3 separate regions of the Mus musculus genome follow, and regions 1 and 2 are each linked to region 3. A link is a loop called in an ENCODE intact Hi-C map of the cell type or tissue named here. Cell type or tissue: heart. All regions are shown on one strand. Region 1 overlaps Rexo1 (REX1, RNA exonuclease 1). Region 2 has its middle 12 kb from the start of Tcf3. Region 3 has its middle 12 kb from the start of Mex3d.

Region 1 (8,000 bases), 180 kb after region 3:
CCTGGGCTCTGAGGTTGGACTGCCCACTCAACTCTAAAACCCATGGGGATTTATCCACCCCTCCGTGCACTGTTCCTGTGCCCAGATCTGGATGGGACATGAAGCCCCAGATACCAGCTTACCAAAGGCCGACAGCAGGGGTCCTTTGCCCAACTGTGGTGGCAAATCTCCTTCCTCCAGAGGCCCGCCCTGTATCCCCATATCTGGGTCTTACCTCCTTGCCTGGCTTGCAAAGGTGTGAGACCCTCCTCTTCTGCCCCGGGAACAAAGTGGTCAGGCCCGCATGTGTCTTCTCCTCAGCCTTCTCCTTGGGTGGCTGAAAACACACATGCACTCCTCACTCTGGTGCCTCCTTGGGTCACACCCCTGCCTTCCCACCCAGCCTCATTGCCGCCAGACCCTACGCGGTCCTGCCAATGAGAGCCCTACGGAGGATCAGCACCCTGCGGCCCAAGGCTGGGCCCCAGCACCTGCCTCCCAGGCCTTGTGGACAGGAGGACAAGTGGGCGTGTCCCTGCTGCTGCCCCCACACCCAGCCCAGGATGACAGTTCAGATATGGAATGCCAGTCAAGGGCATCCCTCGGGGCTGGGGCTGGGAGGAACTGGCCAAGTCCATCTTTGTTTGTTCAGGGTAAGCGCCCTCTGGTGGCCAGCATGGGGACATTAGAAGGAGGGACTACCAGATGGGTCAAGGCTGGCCTGAGCCAGGCAGGCCAGGGAGTGAGGAGAGGAAGGGGCCTAGTGGCTAGAAGGAAGCAAGAGCTGGAGGAGGGGAGAGGGGCAAGAAAGGCCAAGGAGCTGGGACAGGAGGTGGTGAGGCAGGCGTGGGGCGGGAGGGCCCGGTACCCCTTTGCCGGTCAGTCTGAACAGTCAGTCGGACGCTGCCACGGGAAGCCGGCTGGGTGGGTAGAAAGCCAGCATCCTCATTCTGGGCAGGGTGCAGGGGGGCAGCAGGCGGCCACCGAGGGTTCCTGAATTTTGAATGGAGTTATAAGAGGCCGGCGCTGAAGGAGCGGCTTCTGCTTGGGTCACAGAGGCTGGAATCGGCTGGAGATGACCGTGGGACTGAGTGTCCCCTCCAAGGGCCCTAGCCTGCCAAGGCCAGTGCCCTCACCTGCCGGGCCAGCCGGCCCTTGTCCTCTGTCTTCACGCTGGTGGACTCGTTGAAGATCCGCAGGCACTCCTCCATAGGGTCCACATCGAAGTCCACCTCCTTCTCCAGAGCCGAGTAGTCCACATCCTCCTCTGCACACTGGCTGGCTCCCGAGGACGAGGAGGAGGAGGACAATGGGGAGGGCGGCACGGGGGATGCGGGCGGCGCGGCCTTGAGACGCTTGGGCACCTTTGTCTCGTCCAGGCCCAGGCTGGAGTCGGAGTCTGATTCTGAGTCTGAGCTAAGGCTGGGCAGGGTCGGGGGCCAGACCCGGGGTGCTCCCGCTCCCAGGCTTGAGTCCTCCTCCTCACTCTCATCCCCAAATAGTTCAGCATGGCTCAGGGCCCGTTTCTTGAGCTTAGGGGTGTCCTGGGGGGCTCCTTCATCCAGGGAGCGGGCCTTGCGTTCCACCAACTTTCCCGATGACATCTTCTTTGCACTACCAGCCTTCCAGGCCAGTGGTGCATGGGGACCAGGCCCAGAGTCCTGAGGTCCCGTGCTGGAGGGGCGGCCTGACCCCCCTTTCCCTGAGCTGGCCACTGTGGTCGCAGAGGATGGCTTTTTCTTGGTCCCTTCAGGCCCCTGGGCCTTCCCCCTGGGGTTACTGGCTGGCAGCTTCTTCTTGTCCGTACACACCTTTTCCTTCCCTCGGGGCCTGGCTGGGTCTTTCTCTTTCTTTTTGTCTTTCTTGCGAACCTTGTCCTTGTGGCTGAGGCTGGCTGATGTCCCACTTTTCTTCTTTTTGGCTTTACCTTCCTTGGGGACCCTAGCATCTTGAGAGGCCCTGGCTGGGGAGCCAGGCTTGACCACAGACACTGTGTCTGGTGCTTTGGGGGGCTGCCCAAGGTCTTCCACGTCATACTGCACAGCCATCTCCTTGGTGCCCCGCAGGCCACCGTCCTCATGCTCTCTGCCCTCCTTGGAGACAGGCTTCCCAGGTGCCTTGCTTTCAGGGTCAGCTCCAGCCTTGGGGCTGCTAACATCAGCCTTTGGGGGGCTGGTCACATCATCTTCTGAGTCTGAGAACCTGGCCTCACAGCCACCGAAGGGGTCACAGGGCTTCTTGAGGGCAGGAGTGTATGGCTCAGCACCCCTGGAGCCCCGCGGTCTCTTGGTGGCCCTCTCATCCCTAGCACTGGCCCTGCCAAGGTGCCGGGCTGAGTAGTTGGACAGTGGGTCATACTCTAGATCTGTTGAAGGTTTTGAACTATCCACCACATACTTGCCACCAGACACAGGGCGGCCACAGCGGCGCGGCTGGCCCACAGCCTTGGGGACATACTCCAGGGCACCAGCACCTCCTGCAGCTCTGCCCTGACTCCTGTCTGAAGGGGCCAGTGAGTACTTGTGCCCTGGCTCGGCAGGGACAGCCAGTGGGGTGGGCTGGTAGGCAGCATCCGGGCTCAGCAGGCCACCCGGCGTGTAAGTTAGGGCCAATGAGAAGGTGTCATCGTCATCTATGCTTGTGGCAGGGCTGCAAGGCGCCAGGGCTGAAGGCCCAGCACTGTGCCCCCGTGCAGTCTCGAGGAGCTCCTGGTAGCGCCTCTGTTCCAGCTCCACCTCGCCGCGCACAGCCTCGATGGCCTGGTTGACCAGCTCCAGCTCCAGCATGCCATCACCCTGACCCAGAGCACCATTCTCCCTCTGCACAGGAGGCTGGGGCAGCTCTGGGTTGTACGGGTCATAGCCAAGCCCTGGAAGGGAAGAGAACACAGAACAGCCACTGAGCAAGTTTGCTAGAGATGTGCAAATTAAGAGAACCAGTAGTCAGCTGGCCATGGTGGCGCACGCCTTTAATCCCAGTACTCGGGAGGCAGAGGCAGGTGGATTTCAGAGGCAGGCGGATTTCTGAGTTCCAGGCCAGCCTGGTCTACAAAGTGAGTTCTAGGACAGCCAGGGCTACACAGAGAAACTCTGTCTCGAAAAACCAAAAAAAAAAAAAAAAACCAAAAACATAAAAAGAGAACCAGCAGTCCAGAACCTACTGCATACCAGGCTTGGGCCTCAAGAAGCCCTGCTGTGACAATGTAACACCACTGTGACACTGTAACACTGCTGTGGTGGGATCACCCAGTTTACTCTAGGACCTGTGCAGAGGTGTGTGTGTGTGTGTGTGTGTGTGTGTGTGTTGCTGGGGCTCAGTGGGTAGGGCACTACTGGGGACGCACAGGCTTCATCCCCGCATGTACTGGTGTGGTGGCCATGCCCATCACCCAGCTCTAGGAAGGTACAGGCAGGAGGATCAGGAGTTAAAGGTATACTCAGCTACAGAATGAGTTCAACATTAGATTGGGCAACATGAGATCCTGTATCAAAGGGGGTACAAAAAGAGGTTCCCTGGAGAGCACTAAGATGGGAGTCAAGCAGTGTGAGGCTCTGGACTGGCCTGTAGCACCATCCCCAGCCGAGTGCACGGAGGTTAAACTGGCAGCCTTGGCAAGCTCAGGTTCATGAATGTGTCATTCTGACTGACATAGGGTCTCACTGGTTGAAAGGCTAGCTCAAACTCCTGGTCTAGTAGATCCTCTTGGCTCCACCTCCCCTAGAGCATAGATCACAAGCACAAAGCAGCAAGCCCAGATTTTTGTTTTGTTTTTTTGTTGTTGTTTTTTCAAGACAAGGTTTCTCTGTGTAACCCTGGCTATCCTGGAACTCACTCTGTAGATCAGGCTGGCCTCGAACTCAGAAATCCGCCTGCCTCTGTCTCCCAAGTGCTGGGATTAAAGGTGTTCGACACCACACCCGGCGTGTGTGTGTGTGTGTGTGTGTGTGTGTGTGTGTGTGTGTGTGTGTGTGTTTCATTTGAGAATCCAGAGAGCTCTTGGGTGCAGCACCCACTCGACCCACCAGGAGCCAAAGCGATTTAACTAATTCATTCCAGTGCTCAGCCTTCACCACTGAGCTGGCACCTGAACCTCCTGTGCCTCACTGTTTCACAAAGCACCTGAAAGGGAGGGGCTGGAGCCAGCCAGAGCCACAGCAGGCAACCTACAAGCCTACATGTCTAGTCCAGGGGATGACACCTCAGCCTCCATGGGTACCCACTACACCCATGCAGACACACATTCATAATGAGGAGACAAATAGGGGAGCCCACACCTCCTGAAGGACGAGAGAAGGGAACCTCTCTTGCTGAGAAAGGGGATGAGACAAGACGGCTCACGGAGGGGGCGGGGCCCTACTGCTGAGAGGCAGGGGCAGAGGCTGGGTCAAACTCGCACGGACCTGTGAAAAGAATTGGCAACTTCTCTGGACTTTCCCTTTAGTTATTTGATGTAAGATCTTACTGTGCCAGTAGAGGCAGAGGCAGGCGGATTTCTGAGTTCGAGGCTAGCCTGGTCTACAAAGTGAGTTCCAGGACAGCCAGGGCTATACAGAGAAACCCTGTCTCGAAAAACAAAAAAAAACAAACAAAAATAAATCTTAGCCAGCCTGGATGTACAGCTGAGGGTGACCTTGAACTTCTGATCCTCCTGCCTCTACTTCCCAGGTGCTGGGGTGACCCAGGGTGAGATTCCAGGCTTGACTGGGCTGGCTTCTTAAAAAGTAACATTCTAAGGATCAGAGGCAGTGGGCTAGCCATGCAGGAGGCTGAGGCAGGAGGATCAGAAGTTCAAGGCCATCTTAAGCTAGCAAAACACAATCTCAAAAGAAACTTGTCTAGCACACCCAAAGCCCCCCCCCTCCCCGGGGAGGGGAGAGGGAGAGGGATGAAGGAGGAAGAAAGGAGGAAAAATTTAGAAACTAAAACATTCAACCAAGGCTGAACTGACCACTGCACCCAGAGCCCCTGCCAGCAAGGCCCTGCCTGAATGCACACCTACTGTCCTAGGACTCAGGAGACTAAGACAAGAGGATCACACCAGCCCAACGAACAGTAATGCGGGAGGACTGCAGAAGGAAGGCATGGGCCTTTCTATGCAAGCGTGGACACTCAACCTTGCTTCTTGGGAGACAGGTTGGTCCACACAGGTGACTGAGTTCACACTATAAAGGTTATCTTCTTGGGGATCCCCCACCTATAGGGAAGGGTCCTTGAGTCCCAGGTTGGGCAGTGATGGAATGGTCCATCACCCTACTAGTGCTACAGAGAGAGCGCTGGACAGGAAACTGGGGTCCCCAGGTTGAAACGGCACCTGGTCAGCCTGTCTATGGGAGGAATGACCCAAATACAGCTAAGCAGCACTGTCCTGGGTAATTCCTTCCACACATCTGTCTAGACCTCTGACAGGCCACGCCAGAGGCACCAGTCTCAGGGGCAGCATCACACTGGTCCTCTCCTGACAACAGGAAGTCAGTCCCTGGGCAGCACCAGCACCCGAGGTTTCTGCTCAAGGCCAAAAGGCTGATAAAGGCCAAGAGGCTGCTGGGGCCTGGCTCAGTGAGAGCTCTGATAAGAGAGCTCCCAGCCTGGAGGTGGAAAAGGGTGCTCCTCAGACAGAGGGAAGGAGAGGCGAGCGGGCAGTGCAAGGGGTGCTGGGGCGAGGTGCTGGGAGAACCAGTCCACGCTGGGCTGTCTCAGATGCGTTCTGCCGGGCATGGTCCTGAATGCCAAGCCAAGGATGGCCATACAGCCCAAAGGTCTCCACAGAGGACTGTGATCCATCTTTCCTAGGTTGACCCTTTCCACCCTACACTGGGATCCAGGCACGCCCCTCAGCTCAGCACCACTGGACACATGAGGTCATCCAAGCAGGACCAGACTCCGAGGTCACCTTCAGTGGCTCACACACAGAGACCACACATGTCGGCAGCAGGTCGCCAGAGAGCTATGGGAAGCTGCACACAAGTGTGAGACCTGGCCACAGAAGAGGGCGGGAGAGCCTAGGAAGTGCTGCTCAGCCTCAGTATAGGCACACAGCAAGTCTTACCCTACGAGGATCCCTGTCCCCAGGTCATCCTTCAGAGCCCTCCCTTTCCATAAGGCCAGCCCTGTAGGATGCCAAGGGCTTCCAAGCAGATGGAGTTGCTAAGTGGGATGCAAGGGGTGCCCCCTCCATGCCTAAGATGCTGGGCTCTCTGAGGCAGGAACAGCCATGGAGCCTCCATGGTCACCCGACAGTCCAGAAGAGAAGCTGATAGGTAAGGCGGTGGGGCCACATGCTAATATCCTGGAGCAAGGCAAGAGGTAGCCTTCCTTTCCCATGGTCCACAAGGGCTGTGAGCCAATAAAGAAAATTCTCTAAGACCAGCCTGGCCGTCCTAACTGGATCCCAGTGGAGATGGCCAGGGCCCTCTATGCCCCACCCTGACACCAGCAGAGACCCAGTCAGGATGTCTCCCAGGCCCAAGTTGCCAACTCACCAGAGCTCAGGCTGGCGACTGAGGGCCCTGCATCTTCAGAGGAAGAGCATGCTGGCCAGTATTATGTGAACACGGTCCTTTTGTCACTTGTCATGGAGGCTGGTGGGGTCATGTGGGGCTTTCAGACGGTTAAATGCAGCCCTGCCCCCACCACTCCACATGACGGTTTCTGCTCAGAACTATGGCAAGGTCCCCAACCAGGTTCTCTTTGTCACCCACTCAGGTCTGGGACCTGCCCCAATGCCCACCTCCCACTCAATGGACAGACCCAGGACTCCCAGTCCCAGGACTCTCAACACACAAACTCTCAAGTCCTCAGATGAACAGCTCACTGCAGCTGCAGGAACCCTGTTAACAGAAGACCAGGATGAGCTCAGTCCCAGCCTTTCCCACTACACAAGACAGTATCCCACAGCAACCAGTGGCACTTCAGAGTCACCAAAACCTTTCTAGAAGGCTGGATATCAAGTCAGCATGTCAGCAGAGTTTTCTGTTGGCATCTTCCAGCCACTAGACAAACTCATATTGGCCTTCAAAACCTAGTTTAAGGGATGGAGAGATGGCTCAGCAGTTAAGAGCACTGACTGTTCTTCCAAAGCTCCTGAGTTCAATTCCCAGCAACCACATGGTGGCTCACAAGGGATCCAAGGCTCTCTTCTGGTCAGCTACAGCATACTCATAGGCATAAAATAAATCTTTAAAAAAAGCCTGGCATGGTGGTGCACGCCTTTAATCCCAGCACTTGGGAGGCAGAGGCAGGCGGATTTCTGAGTTTGAGGCCAGCCTGGTCTACAAAGTGAGTTCCAGGACAGCCAGGTCTACACAGAGAAACCCTGTCTCGAAAAACAAAACAAAACAAAAAAAAATCTTAAAATAAAGTTTAGGAGTCGCATGACAAGAACCTGCCTCTCAGGGCTGGTGAGATGGCTCAGCAGGTAAGAGCACTGACTGCTCTTCCGAAGGTCCTGAGTTCAATTCCCAGCAACCACATGGTGGCTCACAAGGGATCCAAGGTTCTCTTCTGGTCAGCTATAGCATACTCATAGGCATAAAATAAATCTTTAAAAAAAGCCCGGCATGGTGGTGCACGCCTTTAATCCCAGCACTTGGGAGGCAGAGGCAGGCGGATTTCTGAGTTTGAGGCCAGCCTGGTCTACAAAGTGAGTTCCAGGACAGCCAGGTCTACACAGAGAAACCCTGTCTCGAAAAACAAAACAAAAAAAAATATCTTAAAATAAAGTTTAGGAGCCATATGACAAGAACCTGCCTCTCAGGGCTGGTGAGATGGCTCAGCAGGTAAGAGCACTGACTGCTCTTCTGAAGGTCCTGAGTTCAAATCCCAGCAACCACATGATGGCTTACAACCACCTGTAATGAGATCTGATGCCCTCTTCTGGTGTGTCTGAAGACAGCTTCAGTGTATTTAATAATAAATAAAATCTTTGCCGGGCATGGTGGCACACGTCTTTAGTCCCAGCAGTTGGGAGGCAGAGGCAGGCGGATTTCTGAGTTCGAGGCCAGCCTGGTCTACAAAGTGAGTTC
Region 2 (8,000 bases), 70 kb after region 3:
TCGATTTGGAAAGTCGAGCTGTAGCTGGTTTATGCAGGCTTTGCTCTCTGGGACGTTTCATGAGTTTGTTTGTCCTGTTTTTATTTATCTTTCTGGGTACCCGTGTGTGTTTGCCTGAGGAGGTCAGAAGGTCAGAGGTCCACATGGGGTGTCTTCCCTGATTGCTCGCTGACTTACTATTTTAAAATTTGTACTTAGCTGGTTGGTGGTGGTGCAGGCCTTTAATCCCAGCACTTGGGAGGCAGAGGCAGGCGGATCTCCATATAGACTGAGTTCCTGGCCAGCGTCATCTAGAGGGCTCGATAGCAAGAACTTGTCTCAAAACAAGTAAATTAAAGAATAGATAGAGAAATAAAATGTCTTCATTTATCTCATGCATGCGCATGCGTGTGCATGTCTGTGCATACGTGTGCATGCGTGTGTGTGCACAAGCTCCACAGTGCAAATGTCAGGGTGAGAGGGTAGCTTGTGAGTCTCCTTTCTCACATCCGCCAGGCGGGTCCCAGGTCATCCCACTTTCTCCAACTTAGGGCTTGGAGATGGGACCTCTTACAGAACACAGAGCTCCCCAGTTCCACTAGGCTGAGTGGCTAGGAAGTCCCTGGGGACCTTCCAGCCCTATCTCCAGGTGTGCAAAGCCATACTCATCCCTTTATGTGGATTTGGTGGTTTAAACTCAGATTCCTGCCTGTGTGGCAAATACTTTACTGATTGACCCCCTGTACTGGCTAGTTTTGTGTCAACTTGACACAGCTGGAGTTATCACAGAGAAAGGAGCTTCAGTTGAGGAAATGCCTCCATGAGATCCTACTGTAAGGCATTTTCTCAATTAGTGATCAAGAGGGAAAGGCCCCTTGTGGGTGGGACCATCCCTGGGCTGGTAGTCTTGGTTCTATACAAGAGCAAGCTGAGCAAGCCAAGGGAAGCAAGCCAGTAAAGAACATCCCTCCATGGCCTCTGCATCAGCTCCTGCTTCCTGACCTGCTTGAGTTCCAGTCCTGACTTCCTTTGGTGATGAACAGCAGTGTGAATAGCGTAAGCTGAATAAACCCTTTCCTCCCCAACTTGCTTCTTGGTCATGATGTTTGTGCAGGAATAGAAACCCTGACTAAGACACCCCCCCACCTTCCTCCCCACTTTGGGAGGGGGTGTTGGGGAGCAGGGTCTCACTATGTAGCCCAGGTTGGCCTGGAAGGCCATCTCCTCCAGCCACAGCTTCCCATGTGCTGGGGAGACAGATAGGCCACCATGTCCTTTAGACAGAGGAAGTAATACACTGATAGCCAAGTAGCAGGCTGTGGGAAGTCTCAAGGGCATCCTGAGTCTCAACTGTGGGGACTGGGGCCCCGCAGGTGTCTGGGGATTAAGGAGGGGCAGTCCCTGTGAGGAGCCTGGGAGTCTAGGGGGGTGCCCCTAGGGTCACAGAGGAGGAAGTGGGCTGCAAGAGCCAGGGCTCAGGAGACAGGAGAGATGTGCAGTGGCTGAGAGCACTGCTGTTCTTCCACTGGACTGGACTTCTGATGGCCGCATCTGTATCACAGCCCAGAGCCAACAGAGTTCAACTCCGGGTAATCCAGCACCCTTTTCTGGCCTCTGAGGACCTTGTGCACGTGTGGCCCCCACACAGACACATTAATATGATATTTGAATAACTAATCTTACAAAAAATGCTTGAAGGAGAGGCTGATTGCAGACCTGCACACCTCTGTCACCTCCTTATGTCCTGGCACTCGGGTTAGAGGACAGGGCTGTCCCTCTCCTTACCAGCCACAAATGGCCCCTGGGTAAAGCTCTGAGTTCCAGTCTAACACGTAAGCTCTGTGACATAGGCTGAGACAGGAGAATTGTCATGAGTTCTGGGCTGGGTTGGGCTACATACAGATTAAGACCCTGTTCCAAAATACCAAAGCTGAAGGCCAGGCATGATGCAAGGAGGAGGGTCAGGCATTCAAGGCTATCTTCCAAGGACACTGGATGCCCTGTCTCTGCTGATCACAGGACCTTTGCATTTGCCAACCCCAAAGTAACCCTGCCACGTCCCTTACCCCCTGGCCTGCACCATCTGCTGAGTTATCAGATTTTTTTTTTTTTTTTTTTTTTTTTTTTTTTTTGGTTTTTCGAGACAGGGTTTCTCTGTATAGCCCTGGCTGTCCTGGACCTCACTTTGTAGATCAGGCTGGCCTTGAACTCAGAAATCCACCTGCCTCTGCCTCCCGAGTGCTGGGATTAAAGGCGCGTGCCACCACGCCCAGCTAGATATTTTTTAAAAGTTTACTACAGTTAATCCATGTGTGTATGTGTGAGCTCACATGTGCCATGGACACACAAGAATTAGATTTTTCCTCATACCAGGTATTTCTAGGAATCAAACTCAGGTCATCAGACTTGGAAGCAAGCCCCTTTCCCCGCTGAGCCCTCTCAGTGGTCCTCATTAGCTGATTTTACTCCACACCTCGTGAGGTGACCTGCAGACCCTTGGTGGCCCCTGTGCTCAGTTGGGGGAGAGGAGGAAGATGGATGTTTCCATTTCACTGATGAGGAGACAGAAGCTTCCCGGAGGAGTCTGAAGGCCCACACAACCCCTGCTTCTGGGCAGTGGACTTTGGGGTCCTGGGCAGGGAGGGCAGCAGCTGCAGGGGCTCAGAGTGGTGTGTGGTGCATGGCCTGCAGCAGCTGGGCCACCCACCCTCACCAGAAGGGGGAGGGGAACCGAGGCAGCAGCTGGTGGCTGGCACCAGGCCAGGTGGAGAGGGAATGGCCTCTGTAGAGCTCCCTACCACCCTGTAGGTTCAGGCTGGCCTTGAACTAGCTGTGTAGCCAAGGATAACCTTGAACTCATGATCTTCCTGCCTTTGTTTCTAGAGAACTGGGATGACGGGTGTTTAGCCCCCTCTGTGTGTCTGTGTGTCTGTCTTTATCCCACATCTCCCTTTGCTATCCTGTCTGTCTGTGTCTCTCTGTCTAGTCTGCTCTGGCCTCTGTGGCTTTATCCTGTCCATGCTCTGCTCTGTGTGGTTGACTGAGCCGGGCTGGCCTGAGGTGAAGGTCCCTCTCCTGGATGCAGACTGGCAACCTTGTGCAGCCTGCTCCAGGGAAGGCAGGAAGTTTTCTGGGCCCAGGGACAGGGTTGTTCCTATCTCATGGTTCCTGGCTGTTGGGGAGAATCGATCACACAGGGTCCCCTTTTTAGACATTACAAGCTGTGGTGAGGTTGGATCCTGTGGCCAGGTGAGGCCAGGCCAGAGCTGGACAGACACAGTGTCTCAGCTACCACTGGCCAAGCTGCCTGGGCTCCCACAGCAGGGGGTGAAGGGAGGGGGAGGGGCTGTCCCTCTAAAGCCCTCTAGGTGATCTACACCCCTCCATACAGAGACACCCTAACCTCATACAGACCCTCACTGTGGAAAAGTGGGGGTGGGGCCTCATTTGCATGTTTGCCTATCAGTCAGGGCAGCCGCAACTTTTGCTACTCATCACTGGGAACTGAGGGGGTGGGGCTGGCCATCCTCACTTGGCCTGGGGTGTAGCCTCAGATTCTGGGGTCTCTGGCCCTGAGAATTGTCCTGTTGGGAACCTTGGGAATAACTCCCCTCTGAGGCTCACAGGGGCCACTCTTCCCACCTTGACTTTGGGACATCCAATCAGCTCCCAGCATGGAAACCAACTTCTGAAGTTTTCTTCTTTCTTTCTCTTTCCTTCCTTCCTTCCTTCCTTCCTTCCTTCCTTCCTTCCTTCTCCTCCTCCTCCTCCTCCTCCTCCTCCTCCTCCTCCTCCTTTTGAAAGTTGAGAACCAGAGATCAGAATCCCAGAATCCATCTGAAACACCTTAAGGTCCTAGGTCCCCAAAATCCCACAAATGTCTCCACATCTTGAATTCAGGACAGAAGTCTCGGGCCCCTCAGCAGCCCAGCCTTGAGACCTGGAAGTTCAGCCTAGCCTTGGAGCACAGGGCCTTTGTATATGCCCCCAGACCTCAGCTATCTTTGGAAAGGTCCCTTTGGTGACCTTAGACCATTTAAAAACAGGCACAGAACTGTAAGGCCACATGCTTATGGTCACACAGACTCTAATCCAGACTGCTGGACTCCCAGGAGACTGGGAAGAAATGGAATGGGGTTCCTGGTCTTCCTGTGTGCACTTGTGCAGGAGACACCACCTAGTGGTATCTCTGTCTGTGGCTGTGTGTCACATACAGAGGGTTTATTTCAGATTACAATGTACAGTCTACCATGAGGTAAGTGAGGGCAGTAACTCAAAGTCGGAGCTGATGCAGAGCGGTGGAGGAGCCCTGCTCCCTGGCTTGCTCCCTGCGACTTGATCAGCCCAGAAGCGAGGGATGGGGGTGTCCTTTCTGTCTGCCCTGCCTTTGACCCCTTGCAGACCCTAATCTTGTTCCAGTTCTTTCCTGTTCTTAGTCCAATGAAACCATGGCAAACACTGTCCCCTAGAAGGGACGTGAGAGGCAGCACTGGGACCCCCGTCCCAAGTTTTCCAGAATGGGGCGGCAGTTCAGCATCTGTCCACTAGATGGCGGACGACGCTCAGAAACGCTCCAGAGTGCACAGCGCGCTGTTCGGTGTGCGCAAGCGCAGTTCGTAAGTGTACCCAAAGGCACCTGTGCAAAGGCACCTGTAGGCACCGAGCTCAGCTCACGTGTTCATATACTTCGTGCATGTCACAAGCGACGTCCACGCCGATCCACCCCTACCGAGAGAATCTTAACAGGCTTGTTCTTATACAGCATGTTGGTGCGTGAATACTCATGTTGGGCACATTAGTGTCCCAGAGTCTCACTTCCATGCATAAGACCCCCATGTCATCTGTTCTGGGCGATCCTTATGCTGGGAACGATGTTGTGTGAATAGTAGGTTCTCATGGACTGACTGGATGGACTGACCGGCTGCAGCAGGCACATCGACAGCTCCAGGATCCCACCACCCCCACCCCCATATTCCCATGGCTTTTGCCTCAGCTCATAACCTCGAAGAGGAACATAGTTCATGCCTCAGTTTATCTGTGTTGTCCCAATTTCCACCTTTGTGAAGCTTCCTCCATGTGAGGCCTGTCACTGCTGGGAAGCCAGATTCATGCCTGGAGTGTCCCCTTTGTTTTGTTTGTTTGTTTGTTTGTTTGGAGTGGTTGTTTTGTTTTGTTTTTTTCGAGACAGGGCTTCTCTTTATAGCCCTGGCTGTCCTGGAACTCACTCTGTAGACCAGGCTGGCCTCGAACTCAGAAATTCGCCTGCCTCTGCCTCCCAAGTGCTGGGATTAAAGGCGTGTGCCACCACGCCTGGCTGAGTGTCTCCTTTGTATCTAAAGTCAGACACCCAGTAAACTATTCAGATACCTAACTCATTACAGGCTGTATAACGGAGCGTCCCCCTCCCGCCCCCGCGGCGCCTTAGTTCCACATGTTTTTCACCAGGGAACTTCTGCCAACCAGAGATCAGTTTTGGAACCAGAGGAGTGGGCTCTTGGCTATGCAGCAAGCTGAGCTGCTGTTCATCCCGCAGGGTCCTGGGACATTGGCCTTCCATGTAGAATGCCCTGCTTGGTCGACCCTGCAGACAGGAGTTTATCTGTGACTGGCCAGCGGATCTCCAGGTGTGCACCAGTGGCCATTCCTGGAGTCTTCAGGGGTGCACAGGCAGGAAGCTGTCCAGATTCTCTGATGTGGGTCCTGCCTTTTCTGGTCACCCTCTCTTCCTCCCGCTCATGTCTGTCGTCACCCATGGTGACCATAGGCCATCTCCTTGGCAACAGCAGCCACCAGGTCAGCTGTATCATCGACCACAGCTCACCCTTGCAGTCCCTACACTGGACACAGAAGGTGGTCAGGTGGAGGATCAGCTAGGGTGTCAGGGAGGACCTGTAGGATCAGGTCAGGAGCCTTAGGCAGCCCCTGGAGTATGTCGGAGCAGAGTCGGTGGGCGCCTGCATATCAGTGGCTCTCCTTAGGCCTCCGTTTCCCCATACACCCAGCCTCTGTGATCTCTAGACTCTGCTCCAGACCTGGCCACTTGCTATGTGGACAGTGGCTGGCTGGAGGGAGGCTCAGCCTTAATCCCAGTTGCTGGCCACTAAGCCAGGTCAGGGGGGTCAATGGCTTCCAGTGACCCGCAGGCCCATTGTGTATCCCCTGAGCAGTCAGCATGGCTGTCTTCTTGACAGTCCCATCGCTGTGATCTCTTGAGAGCCAACCACAGATGCTTCTAGAAAAATCCACCAAGATTTCACCATTGCTGTTCCTGAGCAGGCTACCATTTGCATTTCTGGAAGGTTCTGTCAGCCTAGCTCAGAGGCAGCTTTCCTTCTTTGCTTCCTGCGTATTCCACACCTGCTGACCCCAGGAGCGCCCACCTCTGCATCTCCAGACAGCTGGTCACTCCAGGGACCAAGACAGAGGTGCAAGTGTGGAGGGCTTTATGGAGGGGACTCTGGCTCCTGCTGGTCCCTGGTATGGGAAGCTGAGAGGGGACTGGGTCAGGAGGCATATAGGGCTGGCCTTTTCCCAATAAATGCATTTGAATAAACCCTGGGATAGGGGTTGGGGATGAGGGTCTGCCCAGGAGGAAGGGTAGGGAGGGCAGAAGGCAGGCAGGCTACACAAGAGGGCACAAGCCAATGTCCACCATCTTTCCTCAGTTTCCCTCCTTGGGCAAGCCCATAGATGGAGTCCTATAGGCACCAACATTTCTGATAGGTCAGGCCTCTGGCTTGGGGCCACACAGCAAGCGGGTGGGGGCCATGGAGGACAGTTTTTGCTGAATAAAGCTGAGGGAATGGGCCCCAATGTCCAGGCAGGCTGCTGGCCCTTTAAGAGCCTCATTTTGGCGCTGCCTGGGGGTTATTGATCGGGAGCCTTGGAAACAAGATTAGATTATTGGGCTGAGAACGGCAGCCTGGGGGCCTGGGAAGGGGGAGGGCTTCTTGTAAATGGCTACAGGGGTACTAGAGGCTCATTCCTGGTGGGGGTGGCTCTCTAGATCCCATGTTCCCTGGGTCCTAGGGAGGGTGTTACAAATTTGCAAACTGAGGCAGAGTGGCTGCATCTGTTAATGCGTGCCTTTGCTGAGTACTTAGTCTGTGTGGTGAGGCCAGGATATTACAGCAATCCTTGCATAATTGTGTGGTCCCAGAGCACTGCAGGGATGGGATGCACTTCAGAACAGTCTCCATCCTCAGTGTGTGCCTGGGATGGAAGAAACTAATCCCATTTCACAGGAAGGGAAACTGAGGCCCTTAAGGGAGGTTGTTGGTCTCCAAACACTCACTGCCTAGGTGAGATGGCCAGAAGGCCCTGTATACAGCAGGAGCCCAATAAATGCACAGCTGGATTAGAAGTACAGGCCCCACTTTGGGTGCCCCGCCTCTGGGTATGAGGAGAACCCTGTGTTCTTCCACAATTTCTAAGGTTCCTAGTCCACCCGGAGGCAGAACCTTACCAGTCCCTCACGGATTTCTTCCTAGGGTCCCTGATGCTTTGTCGCCAGCCAAGGAGCTGAGTTGCCTTCACCTGCCCCTCAGGGGTCCATCACTGTGTCCCCTTCAGACAAGGGACTGACCAAGGATGGGGGGGGGGCACAGAGAGAGCTCAGGAGACATCAGGTTCCCTGTGAGCAGCCAGCAGCCTCTATGCTGGCTTCTGTTCATCTGGAAGGAGTCTAAAGACAAACACCTGTCTGTCCAGGGTGGGGAAACAGAGGCCCCCACAGATGGAGGATGGAAGCCTTCAATTTATTTTTGTGTATTTTTGTAACAAAGTCTCATGTAGTCCAGGCCACCTTAAACTCCAGATCCTCCTGCCTCCACCTCCCAGTATTGGAATGACAGGGGTGAATCTCCAGGACTGGTTTCTGTGATGACTGGGGGTGGGGGGTGGGGGGGAGACAGGGTTTTGTTCAGGCTAAGCAAACAGGAAACAGGTCCTCTGCTGGTTAAGCCCAAACCCCGGCTCTAGCCACACCTCTATCTTTTTTCTTTCTGTTTTTTCTTCTCTCT
Region 3 (8,000 bases):
TGTGCTTTTGTGGCATCAGAGGAGGGCAGACTGCTGAGCCGCGTCCTTCTGTAGCTGATTTCTGAGTTGAGTCTGTCGAGTCTGTCTTTTGACTTTGCATCACAGGAAGTCTCAGTGGGACATAACTGTATCTTGGATTTCTTGGAATAGACCAGAACTGAAATTTCTATTTAGCAGTGGGGAACCTGGCGGGGATGTGGAGAAACACAGGGGAAGTAAGGGACATTTTGACTCAAACTGGTTTGACCTGGTGTTGTTTAGCTGTTCCAACCAAGCAATAAACATCCGTGACCCAGGCCTGGTCGCACGTGCCTGCAAGCTGGATGCACAATAATTGCCACAAGTTCAAGATCAGCCGAGGACTCAGGCCAAGCAGGTCTATACATCGAGACCCCGCTTCAGCGAGTCAAGAAAACCAAGCCAAAAGTGTGGCAGTACACACCTCCCAATGCTCACTCCCGCAGCTGAGGCAGGAGGATCACATGCTCCAGGCTTGAACTACAGAGCAAAACCCTGTCTCAGACATTAAAAAGGAAAACGGAAGTGAGGCTGTAGCTGAGGTCTCAGGTTCATCCCTGGCCTGGAGAAATGACACAGACCTGTCACCCTGACACTCGGGAAGTGGACCCAAGCTCATCCTGGGCTAGGCTGCAAGTTCAAGGCCAGTTTGGGCTTCACAAGACGCCTCCTTTGCACAGAGACCAATTTATTCCTCCTTGTGGGTCCTGACAAAGAGCTAAGAGAGGGTATGCCTGCAGTGAGTTGTTGCCACCAGAGGGGCTGAGACAAGCTGGGTGAGTGAGCCTGGGCACCTGGGTGAAGGGCAGAGAACCTAGCTCCTGTTCTGTGAAAGCAAAGACTGGAGCTGTGGAGGCGGCTAACGGAGAGAGCACTTCCGGGACTAGGATGAGGAGATAGATGCCTTTGCATCTCCAACACCCACATAACCAGCCTGGATCTCCATCCCAGTGTGGGGAGGAGACAGGGAGCTCTGGGATTTGCTGCCTCCAGCCCAGCTGTAGATTCAGGGAGAGGCCCCGACACAGGCAGGGATGTGCAGAGTGGTGGGTAGTGCCTGATCTCCTCTCCTGGCTCCTCTTCAGGCCTCGCAGATGGAGAAACCTCCAGGCAGTCTTGTGATCACTGGGGAAACATGAAGAGCACAGCTTCCAGATGGCTCAGCGGTTAAGAGCACTGACTGCTCTTCCTAGAGTTCCTGAGTTCAATTCCCAGCAACCACATGGTGGCTCACATTGGAATCTGATGCCCTGTTCTGGTGTGTCCGAAGACACAGACCGACAGTGTATTCATATAAAAGAAATAAATATCTTGCCAGGCAGTGGTGGCACATGCCTTTAACCCCAGCACTTGGGAGGCAGAGGCAGGAGGATTTCTGAGTTTGAGGCCAGCCTGGTCTACAGAGTGAGTTCCAGGACAGCCTGGGCTACACAGAGAAACCCTGTCTTGAAACAAAACAAATAAACAAACAAACAAGAAAGAAATGTCTTTTTAAAAGAGCATGCCATCCTTTCTAGAAGACCCAGGTTCAGTTCCTAGCACGTGGAGGCTCACAACCATCTGTGACTCCAAGGGATTCACCACCCCCTTCTGGACATCATGGCCCAGAGCATACAGGAAAACACTCATACAAATCTTTAAAACCAGGACCTAGACAGTGCTGGCGCATGCCTTTAATCCCAGAAGGCAGAGGCAACAAAGTTCCAGGACAGCCAGGGCTACACAGAAACCCTGTTTCAAAAACAAACAGGAACCGGGCATGGTGGTGCATGCCTTTAATTCCAGCACTTGGGAGGCAGAGGCAGGTGGATCTCTGAGTTCGAGGCCAGCCTGGTCTACAGAGTGAGTTCCAGGACAGCCAGGGCTACACAGAGAAACCCTGTCTCGAAAAAGAAAAAAAAGGAAAGAAAAAACAAAAAAAAAAAAAAGGAAGGAAGGAAAGAGGGAGGGAGGAAGGAAAGAAAAGGAAGTGACAAAAATCTTCTGTAAGTCCAGGGATCCAGCTGGGTGGTTCTGCCCTTCCAAGAACACTTTGGGGACATTTGGGCTGTCAGGACTCAGGGGGTTCCCACATGGAGTGAGTAGAGGCCAGGGTCAGCGCTTAGCACTCTGTAGGGCCCAGGATATCGAAGACAACAACCTGCAATAGTGTCCCCTAGCTCAGGAGGACAAAACTCTGCATTGAAAAAGAAGAAAGAAAGAAAGAAAGAAAGAAAGAAAGAAAGAAAGAAAGAAAGAAAGAAAGAAAGAAAGAAAGAAGGAAAGAAAGAAGGAAAGAAAGAAAAGCAAAGGCGCAGAGGGTGAAGAAGCGCCCTGCTAAGCCACCCCCACAACCTGCACGGACTAGGTAGCGGACTAGGGTAGCTCCCAACTGGCGGTCACTCTGGTTCCAGGGGCTCTGTCGCCATCTTCTGGCTTCTGTAGGAAGTGTATCACACAGATCATACACATACTGAAAAGCACTCAGGCATGTAAAAACTCAGAAATTTGCCTGCCTCTGCCTCCCAACTGCTGGGATTAAAGGTGACTTTGTGGCATGAGGGGAGATTTTTTTTCTTTTTTTTTTTTCTTTTTTTTTGATTTTTTGAGACAGGGTTTCTCTGTGTGGCCCTAGCTGTCCTGGAACTCACTCTATAGACCAGGCCGGCCTTCTTCTTTTTTTAAAAATTTTGTTTATTTTATGTATATAAATACACTGTAGCTTTCTTCAGACACACCAGAAGAGGGAATCAGATCTCATTACAGATGGTTGTGAGTCACCATTTGGTTGCTGGGAACTGAACTCAGGACCTCTGGAAGACCAGTGGGTGCTCTTAACCACTGAGCCATCTCTGCAGCTCTGAGATTTTTTTTTTTTTGAGACAGGGTTTCTCTGTGTAGCCCTGGCTGTCCTGGAACTCACTTTGTAGACCAGGTTGTCCTCAAACTCAGAGATCCACCTGCCTCTGCCTCCCAAGTGCTGGGATTAAAGATTTTTTTTTTAATGGCAGTTTTACAAATGTCTGGCGGTTGAGGGGGAGAGAGGGTGAATTAGAAGCCACAGTTTCCCCCTCTGTACAGTGAAGTCACTGATACCTCTAAGTAGTAGATGACCTTGAACCTCCAACCCTCTGACTTCCATCTCTCCAGTGCAGGGATCACAAGCGTGTGCCACCACACAGGGCTTCGGAGGTTCTGGGAATGGAACTCATGGTTTTGTGCTGGGTAAGCTCTGCAGTTGCTGCCCTGGCCCTGTTGGTGAGCATTGTCATTGATGTGGGCTAACATGCATGTCGGTCAGAGGGTAGGGAGCAGGACCCAGTTCTCTCCCATCACGTGGGTTCTGGGAACCTAACTCGGGTGCCCCTGAGCCATTGTGATGAATCAGTTTTCTTTGTTTGCTTTTTGAGACCAAGTTTTTCTCTATCCTGAATTCTCAGAAATCCCCCTGCCTCGGCTTCCCGAGTGCTAGGGTGGCAGCGGTGGATCATCATGAAGCTATGGCACTCCCAACCAGGAGTTCTGCACACAAAGCCACAGGCGTTTCTACTGAAAACTATGAAATGAGACTTAGTGGTAGACATTTTTATTCCCAGCACTCTGGAGGCAGGGGCAGGGGGATGTCTGTGACTAGCCAGTCTAGTCTACATTGAGAATTCCCGGACAGCCAGGGCTACATAATGAGATGCCATCTGAAGAAAAAATAATTAACTGAAATAATAATAATAATAATAATAAACCAAGTCCCGCAGGATCTGTCAATCAGTGCTCAGGGCGGCTTACAGACACTGAAGCTCTAAGCCTGCATGGGTCAGCACTTGGTCCTCTGCAAATGTGTGGTGATGCGGGAGTGGGGTTGTCACTGCTCATGGGAAGCTTTTCCTTGTAATGGGTCACCTCGCCTATTCTTGATATGAGATGTTTGTGCCCATCTTGTAACCTGCTATGTGGTGTTTGGTTGATATCCCTCGGAGGCTTGCTCTTTTCTGAAGGGAAGTGGAGCAACTGTGGATCTGGAGCGCCTGGGAGGAGCGGAGGTTGTAGGGGCTAGGAGGAAGGGAAGTTGCAGTCAGGTGTAGTAAATAAGTGAAGAATAAATTTATCTGTTAATTTAAAAAAATAACAAAAACAAAACAGCCAGACGTGGTGGCACATGCCTTTAACCCCAGCGGAGGCAGAGGCAGGTGGATTTCTGAGTTCGAGGCCAGCCTTGTCTACAGAGTGAGTTCCAGGACAGCCGGGACTACACAGAGAAACCCTGTCTTGAAAAACCAAAAAAAAAAAAAAAAAAAAAAAAAGAAAAAGAAAAAGAAAAAACCCACAAAAAACCACTTTCCAGTTACTACTGTCAGAGTCTGGGGAAAGAGACAAGGCCTGGGACACATCAGAGAGGGCCCTGTAGCAGGCAGAGGCTCAGCTCACTGTGGGCTGCTTGGTGAAACAGGGCCCAGCGTGGCGAGTTTTGGAAGTGCAAGCTGTGCTTGTGAACAAGGTGTTATGTGCCGCTTTGGCCACACGGGGGCGACAGAAGATAGGTCCAGGGCGCCTTTTTTTTTTTTTGATCCAGGGTCTCTGTATAATCTGGCTGTTCTGGAACTAGATCTGTAGACCAGGCTGGCCTTGAGGTGAGTGAACTTTTTAGCATAGAATTCTTAAGCAAATAAAATTTAAAACGTAAATCCATATTTGTTGTGTGTATGATCATGGGGAGGTCAGAGAACAAGTTTTGTTTGGTTTGGTTTGGTTTGGTTTGGTTTTTCAAGACAGGGTTTCTCTGTGCAGCCCTGGCTGTCCTGGAACTCACTCTGTAGACCAGGCTGGCCTCGAACTCAGAAATCTGCCTGCCTCTGCCTCCCAAGTGCTGGGATTAAAGGTGTGCGCCACCACTGCCCGGCATCAGAGAACAAGTTGGAGCCACTATCTCCTATCACCATGTGGGTCCTGAGGATTGAACTCACGTTGCTGGGCTTGGCAGCAAGCTCCTGCACCTGCTGAGCCATCTTCCAGGCCCTAGTAGAAATATTTATAGAATCCAACGCTTGATCTCTGCCTGTGTCATTTATCGTGAAATGATTATAGTTAGCAGGGGACTAAAGGCGTGTGCCACCACTGTTGCTGTCTTCAGACCCACCAGAAGAGGGCATCAGATCCCATTACAGATGGTTGTGAGCCACCATGTGGTTGCTGGGAATTGAACTCAGGACCTCTGGAAGAGCAGTCAGTGTTCTTAACCACTGAGCCATCTCTCCAGCCTCCTCAGAGGCTTTTTATTTATGTTTTAGATCTCTAGAAGAATCCCAGGATTCCCTCCCGTGTGTTCCTTTCTGTCTTGCTTCTTCACGGTCCATAATGCCAGCTGAGGGTGTCAGCACAGTGAATCCACACTGGGGTCTTCTGCCCTGTCTCAAGGTCTTTGAGCTGCACAGCAAATCTAGGGCTGACTGCTCCACACTTGTTCAACCTGCCTGGGAGGTTCACAATTTCCCCAGCTCCGTGCTCAGCAGTGATGGATGTCAAATCTACCACTGCAACCATGCTTTTGTTCACTCCCTATCACCGATAGGGAGTGAACAGAGACTCTGGAGGCGACTGATGAGGACCTGAGACCTGACTTTTGTCTGTTTCTCAGCGTTGACGCTCCTGAGAGCATCTGCCAGGACATTCCTGAGCACCAGAAAGATGGTGAGAAGGGGAGGGCCGATGCTACGTTTTTCGTGTGTGTGTGTGTGTGTGTGTGTGTGTGTGTGTGTGTGTGTGTGTGTGTGTGTGTGTGTTGTGCTCTGGGATCCCAGTGTTTTTATCAGTTTGTCCTTGTGTTGCCCTGATTCGCCTATGTCAACACCTGGATGTTAACCAGAAGTGGAGGAGAAGTGTCGGCCTGTGGTCCCAGGGCTCAGGGTCTGGGGACACCTCAGGGAGAACGGGAGGGATGGGCAAGCGGCTACAGCACCCAGCTGCTCCCGCAGAGGATCCATTCGGTTCCCAGCTCCCACATGGGGGTTCACAACCTTCTGTGACTCCAGCTCCAGGGGACCGACGCCCCCTTCTGGCTGCTGCCGGTACTGCACGTACATGCACAGAGAGATGCAGGCAAAATGCCATAGATATTAAATCAGATGATGGGGTTTTTTGTTGTTGGGTTTTTTTGTTTGTTTGTTTGTTTGTTTGTTTTTTGGTTTTGGGTTTTTCGAGACAGGGTTTCTCTGTATAGCCCTGGCTGTCCTGGAACTCACTTTGCAGACCAGGCTGGCCTTGAACTCAGATATCTGCTTGCCTCTGCCTCCTGAGTGCTGGGATTATAGGCGTGCGCCACCACGCCCGGTTTCCAGATGATGTTTTTAAAAGGCAAGTAAAGAAATATAACAGACTAAAGTGCTGGTGAGCTGTCTCAGCAGGGAAATGTGTTTGCCTCCAAACCTGAGGACCTAGTTTGCTGCCCAGACACAGGGTGGATGGGCAGAGCCAGGGCCTGCAGATTGACCTCTGAGCTCCCTGCGACTGCTGTGGCACCAGCCGCTCCCACATATGCCTGCAGCCACACACCATTTGGAACTCAGGTCCCCAGGTCCCACCTCCTTTTGAAGGCTCCCTCCACCAGCCAATTTGCTCTGCCTGTCCTCGACCCCCTGCGGGTCACTCTCTTCCTTTCCAAACTGTGGCAGCTTGCAGGTGCTGTCAGCTGTACAGTTTATCTTATCCAGCCGTTGCCCTGCGGCCACAGCCACCCTCTGCTGCTGACCACTCGCTGTTGTGCCTTCCAAATTTTAGTTTCTTTGGTCAGGGCTGCGGGGACAAAGAGTCTCAGTGGAGCCATTGAAACATCAGGGCACGACGGGCTGATTCCGTTATCTTGAAGGCTGAAGGCTGAGTGTCCTTGGGGTGCGTCCCTGTCACTTCAGGCTCACCCTGTGTCTATCTGACTGCTTCACTGTCTACTCCTAATCCTCCTGCCTCAGCGTCCTGCATGCAGGAATAAAAAGGCCTGCATCAGCTCGCCTGACTTATACAGTGCTGGCTCTGAAACCCAGGGTCCCATGCATGCTGGGTAAGCACTCTACCCAGCCACAGCCCACCCAAGCCTCCCTGCTTCCTTCGTTTCTTTCCTTAAGACAGGTTTTCATGTAGTCCAGGCTGGCCCTGAGCTGACCATCCTCCAGCCTCAGTCTACCAAGTGCTGAGATCCAGGTGAGTGGCCTCAAGGGTCTCTTCCCTCAGACCACCTGTCACACACACACGGGACCTGGTGCCCTAAGCCAGGGTGACCTCCACCCTGACCCCCTTTTATTTTTTGGTTTTCAAGACGAGATTTCTCTGTGTAGCTCTGGCTATCCTGGGAATCACTCTATAGATCAGGCTGGCCTCAAACTCAAGAGATCCTCTTGCCTCTGGCTCGGGAGTGCTGGGACTAAAGGCATGCGTGGGCTTCCACACCTCTCACCCTCCAGGACCTTCGTTGCTCCTAGAAAGACTGCCCCCCCCCCCCATGACAGTAAGGTCCCAAGAGAGGTTCTTGGGATTTTCTGTGTGTGGCGGTGAACATAACCTCAAACAGCCCAGCCCCTCAGGTCCCAGCGTAGGATGTAGGTCTTAGGAGTGACCCCTCTCCTATAGACGGGGCATACGACGACGTGTGATGTCCTGCCTCTTCCTTCTCTGGCTGAGCGCCATGTATCTGATAGCCTGTCACCTTTCATGCCTGGCTTTCCTATGGGCTCTGTAACCTGCCGCGTGTTCCTCCTTAGGAGTTGAACCATGGCCGAGGAGGAGGCAGAAGTTTCTGACCCTCTAGGGTCCTGTGTCCGGAAAGGCCGAAGCAGACTAAGCAGAGCTTCCCCCTAGGTCGGGGAGCTGAAAACCACCAAGGGGAGTGGCATGTGTGACCGGACCAGGCGAAGGTTGGTGTGCTTCAGGTTCCCAGATTTGGGAGCTGTCACACAAGCTGAGTGGGCCTTGGTGGTGCAGCTGTCTTTGGCTCATTTTTGTTCCTGTAACCCCAATAAAAC

The links. Peaks named below come from ENCODE experiments on the same cell type or tissue, not always from the same donor. Only the 100,000 strongest peaks of a DNase experiment are listed, where the experiment ranks them.
Region 1: a loop joins it to region 3, with 2.4 times the contacts of the local background. A loop is called at or near these places in 3 of 42 quality-filtered maps.
Region 2: a loop joins it to region 3, with 5 times the contacts of the local background. A loop is called at or near these places in 8 of 42 quality-filtered maps.

The regions. Positions count from the first base shown.
Region 1 is chr10:80,548,218-80,556,217 of GRCm38, forward strand. Rexo1 (REX1, RNA exonuclease 1) reads right to left here. Exons shown (of 15, transcript NM_025852.3): 2 at 1,116-2,848; 3 at 215-316. Gm31057 (predicted gene, 31057) reads left to right here. Exons shown (of 3, transcript NR_168571.1): 2 at 4,987-5,112; 3 at 5,770-7,164. Among named protein-coding and RNA genes, the nearest start is that of Gm31057, 5.3 kb to the left of the region's middle. In heart, a CTCF peak has its summit at 656 (motif pointing left); a DNase peak (open chromatin) is centred at 514; H3K4me3 peaks cover 563 bases; H3K27ac peaks cover 2,945 bases.
Region 2 is chr10:80,441,832-80,449,831 of GRCm38, forward strand. No RefSeq gene overlaps it. Among named protein-coding and RNA genes, the nearest start is that of Tcf3, 12 kb to the left of the region's middle. In heart, no CTCF peak of the experiment used is centred here; a DNase peak (open chromatin) is centred at 4,590; H3K4me3 peaks cover 362 bases; H3K27ac peaks cover 713 bases; H3K27me3 peaks cover 4,123 bases.
Region 3 is chr10:80,371,881-80,379,880 of GRCm38, forward strand. No RefSeq gene overlaps it. Among named protein-coding and RNA genes, the nearest start is that of Mex3d, 12 kb to the right of the region's middle. In heart, CTCF peaks have their summits at 2,434 (motif pointing left), 4,473 (motif pointing right) and 6,049 (motif pointing left); DNase peaks (open chromatin) are centred at 2,394 and 4,501; H3K4me3 peaks cover 269 bases; H3K27me3 peaks cover 1,251 bases.